Linked DNA regions of Homo sapiens: region 2 is linked to region 1. Evidence: read pairs that join two places in POLR2A ChIA-PET (ENCODE). Cell type or tissue: Caco-2. All regions are shown on one strand. Links, peaks and the distances in the headings refer to the core of each region. The heading gives the core; the rest is flanking DNA. Region 1 has its middle 1.4 Mb from the start of LRRC4C. Region 2 has its middle 1.3 Mb from the start of LINC01493.

What was found. ChIA-PET counts read pairs that join two places held together with the same protein. Peaks named below come from ENCODE experiments on the same cell type or tissue, not always from the same donor. Only the 100,000 strongest peaks of a DNase experiment are listed, where the experiment ranks them.
Region 2: POLR2A ChIA-PET joins it to region 1 with 8 read pairs; 2 of 35 experiments call an interaction of 5 or more read pairs at or near these places.

What each region holds. Positions count from the first base shown.
Region 1 is chr11:40,098,029-40,103,411 of GRCh38, reverse strand. No RefSeq gene overlaps it. Among named protein-coding and RNA genes, the nearest start is that of LRRC4C, 1.4 Mb to the left of the region's middle. RefSeq lists enhancers at 2,866-3,365, 3,366-3,867 and a silencer at 3,706-3,906. In Caco-2, for the core only: no CTCF peak of the experiment used is centred there; no DNase peak of the experiment used is centred there.
Region 2 is chr11:39,987,899-39,993,281 of GRCh38, reverse strand. No RefSeq gene overlaps it. Among named protein-coding and RNA genes, the nearest start is that of LINC01493, 1.3 Mb to the right of the region's middle. In Caco-2, for the core only: no CTCF peak of the experiment used is centred there; a DNase peak (open chromatin) is centred at 2,611.

The sequences.
Region 1 (5,383 bases), core at 82-5,081:
AAGTTATACTGTTTATTGACCAGAGGTGAGGAACCCTGCATAGGGACTGTGTAGGCAAGGATATGAGGCCAGTTTCCCCATTGGGTTTTTATTGGCTCTGCAAGTGGAGATTGACTCCTTAAATCAAAGCATACCCTTCCAGTCAAAGCCTTGGTAAAATAACCATTTTCTCCAATTGTGTTCTGTCACAAAGAAAAGTGGATTCTTATTGCACTGATGCAAATATTGCCATAAATTAAGAATACTCACAGAAAGTTTCCAAATTCTAGAGGAACCAGGCAGAGAGAAACAAACATGCTCCAAATTTTGTCCACAGGAGTATGCCTTACTTAATTATTAAAGGCCTTAAGTAGTTCAAAATAAGTTTTCTTGACTATGAAAAACAAAACAAGGATCAGCAACATTCCAAGCAAAAGTCAAAAAGATTTGCTCAGCTTCCTGAGTTCAGTCAAGTTAGTTAAATCTTGTTTTGCTTGATATTCGTGAACACTTCAGCTCTTTATGAGTCCTGTACATTTTCCTTTATTCCAATGTCACAATCTCCAAAGTTATCAGAAACCTGATTTCTCAAACATGATCAGAAATTGTATCTGAGAGCACTTGTCAGGGTCTTTTTTTTTTTTTTTTTTTTTGAGACAAAGTCTCATTCTGTTGCCCAGGCTGGTGTGCAGTGGTGTGATCTCGGCTCACTGCAACCTCCGCCTCCTGGGTTCAAGTGGTTCTCCTGCCTCAGTCTCCTGAGTAGCTGCATGCCACCACGTCTGGCTAATTTTTGTATTTTTTGTAGAGATGGGATTTTACCAAGTTGGTCAGGCTGGTCTTGAACGCCTGACCTTGTGATCCACCCACCTCGGCCTCCCAAAGTGCTGGGATTACAGGTGGGAGCCACTGCGCCTAGCCTAAGATATCAATGCTGCCAGCACCTTGGCCTTGAACTTTTAGCCTCCAGCTCTACGGGCAAATAATTTGTTGTTTAAGCCACACAGTCTGTGGTCAGAGTCTTATAGCCTATTATAAACCATTTTTTGAAAAGGATTAAAACCAAACAACAATTGTCTGTGAATAGCAAAATGTCCAGGGTAGTTACAGTTAGAAATAGGATTGACAAATAAGTTTGGTTATCTCCGTGGTTTACAATAATTTAACATAACAACCTTAATTATGATTGATGGCATATACTTAGACATTAGAATTTTAGAAATACTACACAGTTTGGGAACATATGTTATCATTATTCCCCAAGATATAACCTAAAGAAGATTGAGCATTATTTTGGCAAGACCATGTACCTAAACACGTCAAATAATCCTGTCTCCCTCTCTTCTCTGGACATTTCAGGGGCCCCCTGAAGTATTCGAAAAGCCACGTGTCAGGAAAGACTTTTTTTTTTTTTTTTTTTTGAGACAGAGTCTCGCTCTGTCTCCCAGGCTGGAGTGCAGTAGCGTGATCTCGGCTTACTGCAAGCTTTGCCTCCCGGGTTCACGCCATTCTCCTGCCTCAGCCTCCCGAGCTGCTGGGACTACAGGTGCCCGCCACCATGCCTGGCTAATTTTTTGCATTTTGAGTAGAGACGGGGTTTCACCGTGTTAGCCAGGATGGTCTCATCTCCTGACCTCGTGATCTGCCCGCCTTGGCCTCCCAAAGTGCTGGGGTTACAGGCGTGAGCCACCACGCACAGCCAGGAGAGACAATTTTGAAGCTGAAGTTTGACTTTGGAAAGGCTGTTAAATGTTATAGGTTTAAAACACTTGATATTATGAAATAGAATTCCAGATTACCGTAAGTTATTTTTCCAAAATGACTCAGAAATTTTAAAGAAGCAAAAACCTTTTATAACCCTTTGCAAATTTTGCTAAAAAGTGGATTAGCACCTTAGGAAAACCTTATTATGCTTTTATTTCAATGCTCAATTTACAGAAAAACTATAAATACCTTTTACTGAATTTAGTCAATATGCTTACACAGCCTCTTCTGGAAGATTCATTTCCACCATTCTTCCACCACTTCTTTGAACCTTCAGCTTTTTCCTATTTTAACTTAAAACAATCCTTTTAGTTTACATTTCCATGCCTCCTTATAACCTTTTACTAAAAAACACATTTTACTGTTTTTACACACCTTGCATGTAAATCTATCTCTAGGAGTTTTCAGTGAACTCCTAGCAATTTTAACTTTAAGGTAAAACTTGGTAAGTTGCTTTGTGTGCTAATTGCAGCCAAGGTTTGCCTTCTTAGTTAAGTGTGGTTAGTTCCATCTGTCCCCAGGCCTTACTAATTACGAAGCCGCCAAGTCAAATAGTTCTCAAAACCCAAAAAGCAGTTTGTAACCTGAAAATACTTAGCAAACTTTGCATGTGATCTGCATTTTACTAATAGTTTTTAGGGCTGTTTTTATTTCTGAAAGATTAAAGTCACAGGAACTGAAAGTTACCACAGATTTTATCATCCCTTTAAAAAATATTAGATCCAAGTGCTTATCTTTCTTTAGGCCAAATTAATTAGAGCTCTTTTGACAGACATTACACACAGTACACACATAGGCAGAAAAAAACCCAGTCGCTGGGTGGGGCGCTTTAAGAGACAGGGCTGGGGACCAGGCGCAGTAGCTCATGCCTGTTAATCCCAGCTCTTTGGGAGGCCAAGGCTGGCATATCACCTAAGGTTAGGAGTTCAAGACCAGCCCGGCCAACATGGTGAAACCCTGTCTCTATTAAAAATATGAAAATTATCTGAGCATGGTGGCAGGCGCCTGTAATCCCAGCTACTTGGGAGGCTGAGGCAGGAGAATTGCTTGAACCCGGGAGGTGGAGGTGGCAGTGAGCGGAGATTGCACCACTGCACTCCAGCCTTGGCAACAGAGTGAAACTCCATCTCAAAAAAAAAAAAAAAAAAAAAAAAGGAAAGAAAAAAGAAACAGGGCTAGGAAAACAAACATGCAGACATCTAAGCTGGGAGGGCTCATCCCCTCAGGCTGTATTGCTGAACTAAGCCTTGCCAAGCAGTTACCAGCCATGCCCTCAGGACGTAAAACAAGATGGAAGCTTGATTTCACCACGAAAACTTTGCAGCGAATACAGTGATAGTTGGGGGGTTGGAGGGTGGGCGCTAGCCTAGTAAAACATCTTCTAAAAGAAAAAAAAAGCTTTAAAAGTTAACTTGCTGACAGGGTAGCGAAGGGGAAAGAAAAGAAACAGTTTGAAAATGCAACCTCTTATTCATATGCAAGTGGTTCCTCCACCAGGGAGACAAGTTTAAGCTTAATTACTGTCTGATAGAGTTAAACCCCTTGGACAGGGAAGGGGAAGGCTGGGGCAGCCCACAGTGGCTGGGAACCAGCCAGCCAGCTGTGCAGGACCCCTGGGCCATGGGTCCCCACCCCAGCAGGGAGCGGGGAGCGGAAGGAGCTGCTGCTTACCGGTGGGCCCCAAAAAAGGAAGGAAAAGGCCATGAAAAGGCCAGGGAGCTACGCGGGGTGGAGGCGTGGCTTCCCCCACACTCAGAAGTCTGAAGATTAAAAGGCTGAGAAGCAACAGTGAGAAGCTTTGAGTCCCCATTTCACTCAGGGCTTCTGGAGCCTCCACTTTGCTGCAACAATGTTGCACGACTTTTCCTTAGTTCATCTAAAGATGGGGTTCTTGTCCATCTCATGGCCATGAAAATTCAGGCTCGCAGACCAGTTTAAAGGATGAGTAAAGAAGAGTTTTACTGGGTGAAAAGGATAAAAAAAAAAAAAAAAAAGAGGGAAACAGGTACTCTCTCAAGGCCAGAGTCCCTCCCCTAGACCACTTCCGGCCAGAGGGTTAGAATCCCACGTTCCACATAGGAAGAGGAGGTGCCAGGCTCAGGCTCCTCCCTGCTGCAAACGTCATGACCTTCCCTAGGTTCGACCTCAGTGGGCAAGCTGGTTGGAGTTTCTCCACGGACCCTCTCCCACAGGCTGTCTCAGAAGGTAAAGCCAAATTTTAATTATATGGAGTTTGGATACCTATGGGAAATTCTACTAGAGTTGTCCAATAGGAAGCTTTCCTGGGCTGGTAATATTCATCTCACAGTCATCAATATAAAATTTGTAGTGAAAACTAATAGAGTGGGTGAAATCACCTACTATGCAATACAGCTATTTCAGTGGGAAAAGAAAGAACTGTGAGAAATAACATTTCATAAGTGTGAAGAGGAAGAGAAAAACATTAATTAAACAGCCACTAAAGAAATATTTGTTGTTTTTACTGTAGGTAAGGTCCTATGCTAGGCCCTGAGGTTATCTCTTTAAATATGAATCCCAGGCCAGAAAGAGAAAACAAGTGATACAGATAATTAATTGCAGCTGTGTTAACTGCTCTAAGGTAAAATTGCAGGGTAAGTGATACTGCAAAGAAAGGGAATTTCATCTAGTCTGGGAAGCTTCTTTTAAAGTAGTGGAATTAGAGAAATTAGTGGTGATTGATGTTAATTAGAAGAAGATATAGGACAAGTGAAGTTGCAGTCTAAGGAACTTAGACTTTATAGGCAATAAGGTAGTCATGGAGAAGAAAAATAGATGTGAACCAAAATTCATATCAAAATGATTAATTTATGAGAATTCAATGAGAAATCAGTGAAGTTATAAATCTCTAGCTGGGATTGAAGAAAGAAGAAGATGCCTTAAATTTAAAAAAAAAAAATATATATATATATAGCAACTTTGTATTTTCTGACCTATATCACACAAGCAGCCCACAATTAGTATGCAATAAAGAGAATTTTCTGAAGAATCACGGACTCATGATATCTACATTCGGACTGGTTTATTGTGACTTGAAAAAATAGAAAACAAGTGCCTTTGATAAGTTTCCTAAATAGCTAACTAATCATTTTACGAGGTTCTTTCATCCCTTAATATAAAGTACAAATTGCGTTTAATGGAAGAACAATGAAACATGAAATTCAAAATAATTACAAAGTCCACTATGAGAATGAAGTTAGGTTATCATCTACGGAATAACTTATTAAATGATGTTACAATATCTCAGAGAAAAAGAGTACAGTTGCAGTTTTCCAATGCAGTCAGATAAGAAATATAATGAATAGAAGGAATGCAGGCTTTTATATTTGTGATTAGACCACAGAAGAGAAATTCAAGGAAAGTAGTGGATGCTGCAGTACGAATAAATAAAACCTCTGGAGACCAGATTACAGGCAACCATCTTGTTGTGAACACCAAGGCACACACAAGAAGTGAAGTAATACACCTCTGCCATCTCAGGGGCCTGTCACCCAATATTAGGTGACATCATGTATGTTATTAATCCAAGGCTTGGAAAGCCTTTTAAAATGCTTTGGTATTTGTTTCAAAAAGATAGTATTAAAGTTGGTAAGTAATTGACCATGATTTCTAATTTTCTTTA
Region 2 (5,383 bases), core at 232-5,231, 110 kb after region 1:
TAGGTTCATTCTTAGGATATATTTTATTTTATGTATTATTCCATTTTATATTGCTATAAGAACTGAGACTGGTGATTTATAAGAGAGGAGGTTTAATTGGCTCATGGTTTTGTAAACTTTTAGGAAAGCACAGTGGCATCTGCTTCTGGGGAGGCCTCAGGAAGCTTCTAGTCATGGCAGGAGGCAAGGGAGAAGCAGGCACTTCACATGGTAAAAGCAGGAACAAGAAGAGAGATTGCAGGGGGAGGTGCCCCATGTTCTTAAATGACCAGATTTCATGTAAACTCAGAACGAGAGCTCACTTATCACCAAGGAGATGGCCCAAGCCATTCATGGGGGATCTGCTCCCACGATCCAAACCCTTCCCACCAGGACCCACCTCCAACATTGGGGATTACATTTCAATATGACATTTGAGACAAATATTCAAATTATGTCATTCTGCCCCTGGCCCCACCCAAATCTCATGTCCTCACATTGCAAGATACAATCCTGTCTTCCCAACACTCTCCAAAGTCTTAACTCATTCTAGTGTTAACTCTAAAGTCCAAAGTCTAAAGTCTCATCTGAGACAAGGCAAGTCCCTTCCACCTACACGCCTGTAAAATCAAAAACAAGTTGGTTACTTCCAAGATACAATGGAAGCTATAAGTATTGGGTAAGCATTCCCATTTCAAAAGGGAGAGATTGACCAAAAGAAAGGGGTTACAGGCCCCATTCAAACCCAAAACCTAACAGGGCAGTCATTGAATATTAAAGCTCAAAACTAGTCTCATTTAACTCTATTTCCCACATCCAAAGCACACTGGTATGAGGGTTGGCCTCCCTAGACCTTGGGCAGATCTGTCTCTGTGGCTTTGCAGGGTTCAGCTCCCAAGGCTGCTCTCACAGGTTGTTGAGTGTCTGCTGCTTTTCCAGGCACAGGGTGCAAGCTGCTGGTGAATCTACCATTCTCAGATCTGGAGGGTGGTGACCCCCTTCTTCCAGCTCCGCTAGGCAGTACCCCAATGGATTCTCTGTGTGGGGGCTCCATCCCCACATTTCCCCTTGGCAATGCCCTAGTCAGGGTTCTCTGTAATGGCTCCGTCCCTGAAGCAGGCTTCTGTCTGGGCATCCAGGCTTTTCCAAACATCTTCTGAAACCTAGGCAGAGGCCAAGCTTCCTAACTTTTGCACTCTGTACCCACAGGCTTTACACCATGTAGAAACCACCAAGGCTTATGGCTTGTATTCTCCAAAGCGGCAGCTCTAGCAGTACCTGGGCCCCATTTGAGCCCTAGCTGGAGTTGGAGTGGCCAGAATATGGGAAGCAGTGCCCTGAGGCTGCACAGGGCAGCAGGGCCTTAGGCCTGGCCCCAAAATTATTCTTTTCTCTGGGCCTGTGATGGGAGGGGCTGCCACAAAGTTCTCTGAAATGCCTTCAAGGCCTTTTCCCCATTGTTTTGATATTTAACACTTGGTTCCCTTTTAGTGATTCAAATATCTCTGGCAAGTGGTTGCTCTACAACCTGCTTTAATTCCTCTCCCAAAAAAGCTTTTTCTTTCTTTATCACATGGCTAGGCTGGAAATTTTTCAAGCTTTTATGTTCTGTTTCCCTTTTTTATTTTATTTTATTTTGTTTTAGAGATGGAGTCTCGCTCTGGTGCCCAGGCTGGAGTGTAGTGGTATGATCTCAGCTCACTGCAACCTCCCTCTCCTGGGTTCAAGCATTCCTCCTGCCTCAGCCTTCCAAGTAGCTGGGATTACAGACATGTACCACCATGCCTGGCTAATTTTTGTATTTTTAGTAGAGACGAGGTTTCACCATGTTGACCAGGCTGGTCTCGAACTCCTGACCTCAGGTGATCCACCCGCCTCAGCCTCCCAAAATGCTGGGATTACAAGTGTAAGCCACCGCACCCAGCCACTCTGTTTGTCTTTTAAATGTAAGTCCCAACTATTTTCTTTTCTCCTGCATCTGAGCGTAGGCTGTTAGAAGCAACTATGTTACCACTTGAACACTTTGCTGCTCAGAAATTTTTTCTGCCAGATACCATAAATAATCACTCTCAAGTTCAAACTTCCATAGATCCTTAGGGCATGAACACAATGCAGCCAAGTTCTTTGTTAAGGCATAATAGGTCTATCCTTTACTCTAGTTCCCAATAAGTTCCTCATTTCTATCTGAGACCTCAGCAGCCTGGACTTCATTGTTCATATCACTATCAACATTTTGGTCACAACCATTTCACCAGTCTCTAAGAAATTTCAAACCTTCCCTCTTCTTCCTGTTTTCTTCTGAGCCCTTCAAACTCTTCCAATTTCTGCCCATTATCCAGTTCCAGGGTTGGTTCTGTAACACCTAAAGTTCTTGCTTAGCCACGCCAAAGAATTGGTGTGGTGGCTGACTGCAGCAAGTGATAGAGACATGGACCGAGAGAGAGAAAAAGTTGTAGGCTTTATTGAGCAGAGTGAAAGCACAAAGCTTCCACAGCTTGGAAAGGGTCCCCGAACGGGTAGCCAGAGTTAGAGTATACGATTGCCTTTTTAACTCTTTAAGGCAGGAAATACTTGTGGCGAGAGCCAGAAACAAAAGCAGTAAATTATTTTGTGGCATGTCCTAGATTTTCAGGAAAACCGGAATTGCAACTTAGGTTTTATCTACTTTATGACCTTGCAGCAGCATGGCAAAGGAGACAGGATCTTACAGGACTTCATAAAGTATGTTTACAAGGAATTGGAATTGGGAGTATAGATAAGGTCCGCTGATCACAGAAAAACAGTTGGTTAACATTCCTTTTACTTTAGTTTCAGGGGTGGGGGAAGGGAGAGAGGGAGAGAGTACAAGGGGAAACTTACAGCAAAATTTTCACTGTTGATAGCTTTCCTGGGGAAGACAACACATGCACAAATCCTGGTGTTAGGAATATTTTAAGCATATATCTGCAATATTATTCATCCAGGACTGAAGTAAGTCCTGATGCAGGAAATGAGTGAGTTTCACAGCTTTCTGAGCCCCTACTTGACCCAGGAAGCCCAGCTGGCACCTCCTCTCAGTTCCACATTTACAGGTATCTTTATGGCATTACTCCATGGGGGGGACTATTTCTTTTTTATTATTATTATACTACAAGTTCTAGGGTACATGGGGACAACATGCAGGTTTGTTACATATGTATACATGTGCCATGTTGGTGTGCTGCACCAATTAACTTGTCATTTACATTAGATATATCTCCTAATGCTATCCCTCCCACCTCCCCCCACCCCACCACAGGCCTCAGTGTGTGATATTCCCCATCCTGTGTCCAAGTGTTCTCATTGTTCAATTCCCACCTATGAGTGAGAACATGCGGTGTTTGGTTTTCTGTCCTTGCGACAGTTTGCTCAGAATGATGGTTTCCAGCTTCATCCATGTCCCTACAAAGGACATGAACTCATCCTTTTTTATGGCTGCATAGTATTCCATCGTGTATATGTGCCACATTTTCTTAATCCAGTCTATCATTGATGGACATTTGGGTCAGTTCCAAGTCTTTGCTATTGTGAATAGTGCCGCAATAAACATACGTGTGCATGTGTCTTTATAGCAGCATGATTTATAATCCTTTGGGTATATACCCAGTGATGGGATGGCTGGGTCAAATGGTATTTCTAGTTCTAGATCCCTGAGGAATCACCACACTGCCTTCCACAATGGTTGAACTAGTTTACAGTCCCACCAACAGTGTAAAAGTGTCCCTATTTCTCCACATTCTCTCCAGCACCTGTTGTTTCCTGACTTTTTAATGATCGCCATTCTAACTGGTGTGAGATGGTATCTCATTGTGGTTTTGATTTGCATTGCTCTGACAACCAGTGATGATAAGCATTTTTTGATGTGTCTTTTGGCTGCATAAATGTCTTCTTTTGAGAAGTGTCTCTTTATATCCTTCTCCCACTTTTTGATGGGGTTGTTTGATTTTTTTCTTGTAAATTTGTTTAAGTTTTTTGTAGATTCTGGGTATTAGCCCTTTGTCAGATGAGTAGATTGCAAACATTTTCTCCCATTCTGTAGGTTACCTGTTCACTCTGATGGTAGTTTCTTTTGCTGTGCAGAAGCTCTTTAGTTTAATTAGATCCCATTTGTCAATTTTGGCTTTTGTTGCCATTGCTTTTGGTGTTTTAGACACAAAGTCCTTTCCCATGCCTATGTTCTGAATGGTATTGCCTAGGTTTTCTTCTAGGGTTTTTATGGTTTTAGGTCTAACATTGAAGTCTTTAATCTATCTTGAATTAATATTTGTATAAGGTGTAAGGAAGGGATCCAGTTTCAGCTTTCTACATATGGCTAGCCAGTTTTCCCAGCACCATTTATTAAATAGGGAATCCTTTCCCCATTTCTTGTTTTTGTCAGGTTTGTCAAAGATCAGATAGTTGTAGATGTGTGGTATTATTTCTGAGAGCTCTGTTCTGTTCCATTGGTCTGTATCTCTGTTTTGGTTACTGTAGCCTTGTAGTATAGTTTGAAGTCAGGTAGCATTATGCCTCCAGCTTTGTTCTTTTTCCTGAGGATTGTCTTGGCAATGTGGGCTCTTTTTTGGTTCCATATGAACTTTAAAGTATTTTTTTCCAATTCTGTGAAGAAAGTCATTGGTAGCTTGATGGGGATGGCATTGAATCTATAAATTACCTTGGGCAGCATGGCCATTTTTATGATATTGATTCTTCCTATCCATGAGCATGGAATGTTCTTCCATTTGTTTGTATCCTCTTTTGTTTTGTTGAGCAGTGGTTTGTAGTTCTCCTTGAAGAGGTCCTTCACATCCCTTGTAAGTTGGATTCCTAGGTACTTTATACTCTTTGAAGCAATTGTGAATGGGAGTTCATTCATGATTTGGCTCTCTGTTTGTCTGTTATTGGTGTAAAGGAATGCTTGTGATTTTTGCACATTGATTTTGTATCCTGAGACTTTGCTGAAGTTGCTGATCAGCTTAAGGAGATTTTGGGCTGAGTTGATGGGGTTTTCTAAATATGCAATCATGTCATCTGCAAACAGGGTCAATTTGACCTCCTCTCTTCCTAATTGAATACCCTTTATTTCCTTCTCCTGCCTGATTGCCCTGGCCAGAACTTCCAACACTATGTTGAATTGGAGTGGTGAGAGAGAGCATCCCTGTCTTGTGCCAGTTTTCAAAGGGAATGCTTCCAGTTTTTGCCCATTCAGTATGATATTGGCTGTGGGTTTGTCATAAATAGCTCTTATTATTTTGAGATATGTCCCATCAATACCTAGTTTATTGAGAGTTTTTAGCATGAAGGACTGTTGAATTTTGTTGAAGACCTTTTCTGCATCTATTGAGATAATCATGTGGTTTTTGTCTTTGGTTCCGTCTATATCCTGAATTACGTTTATTGATTTGCA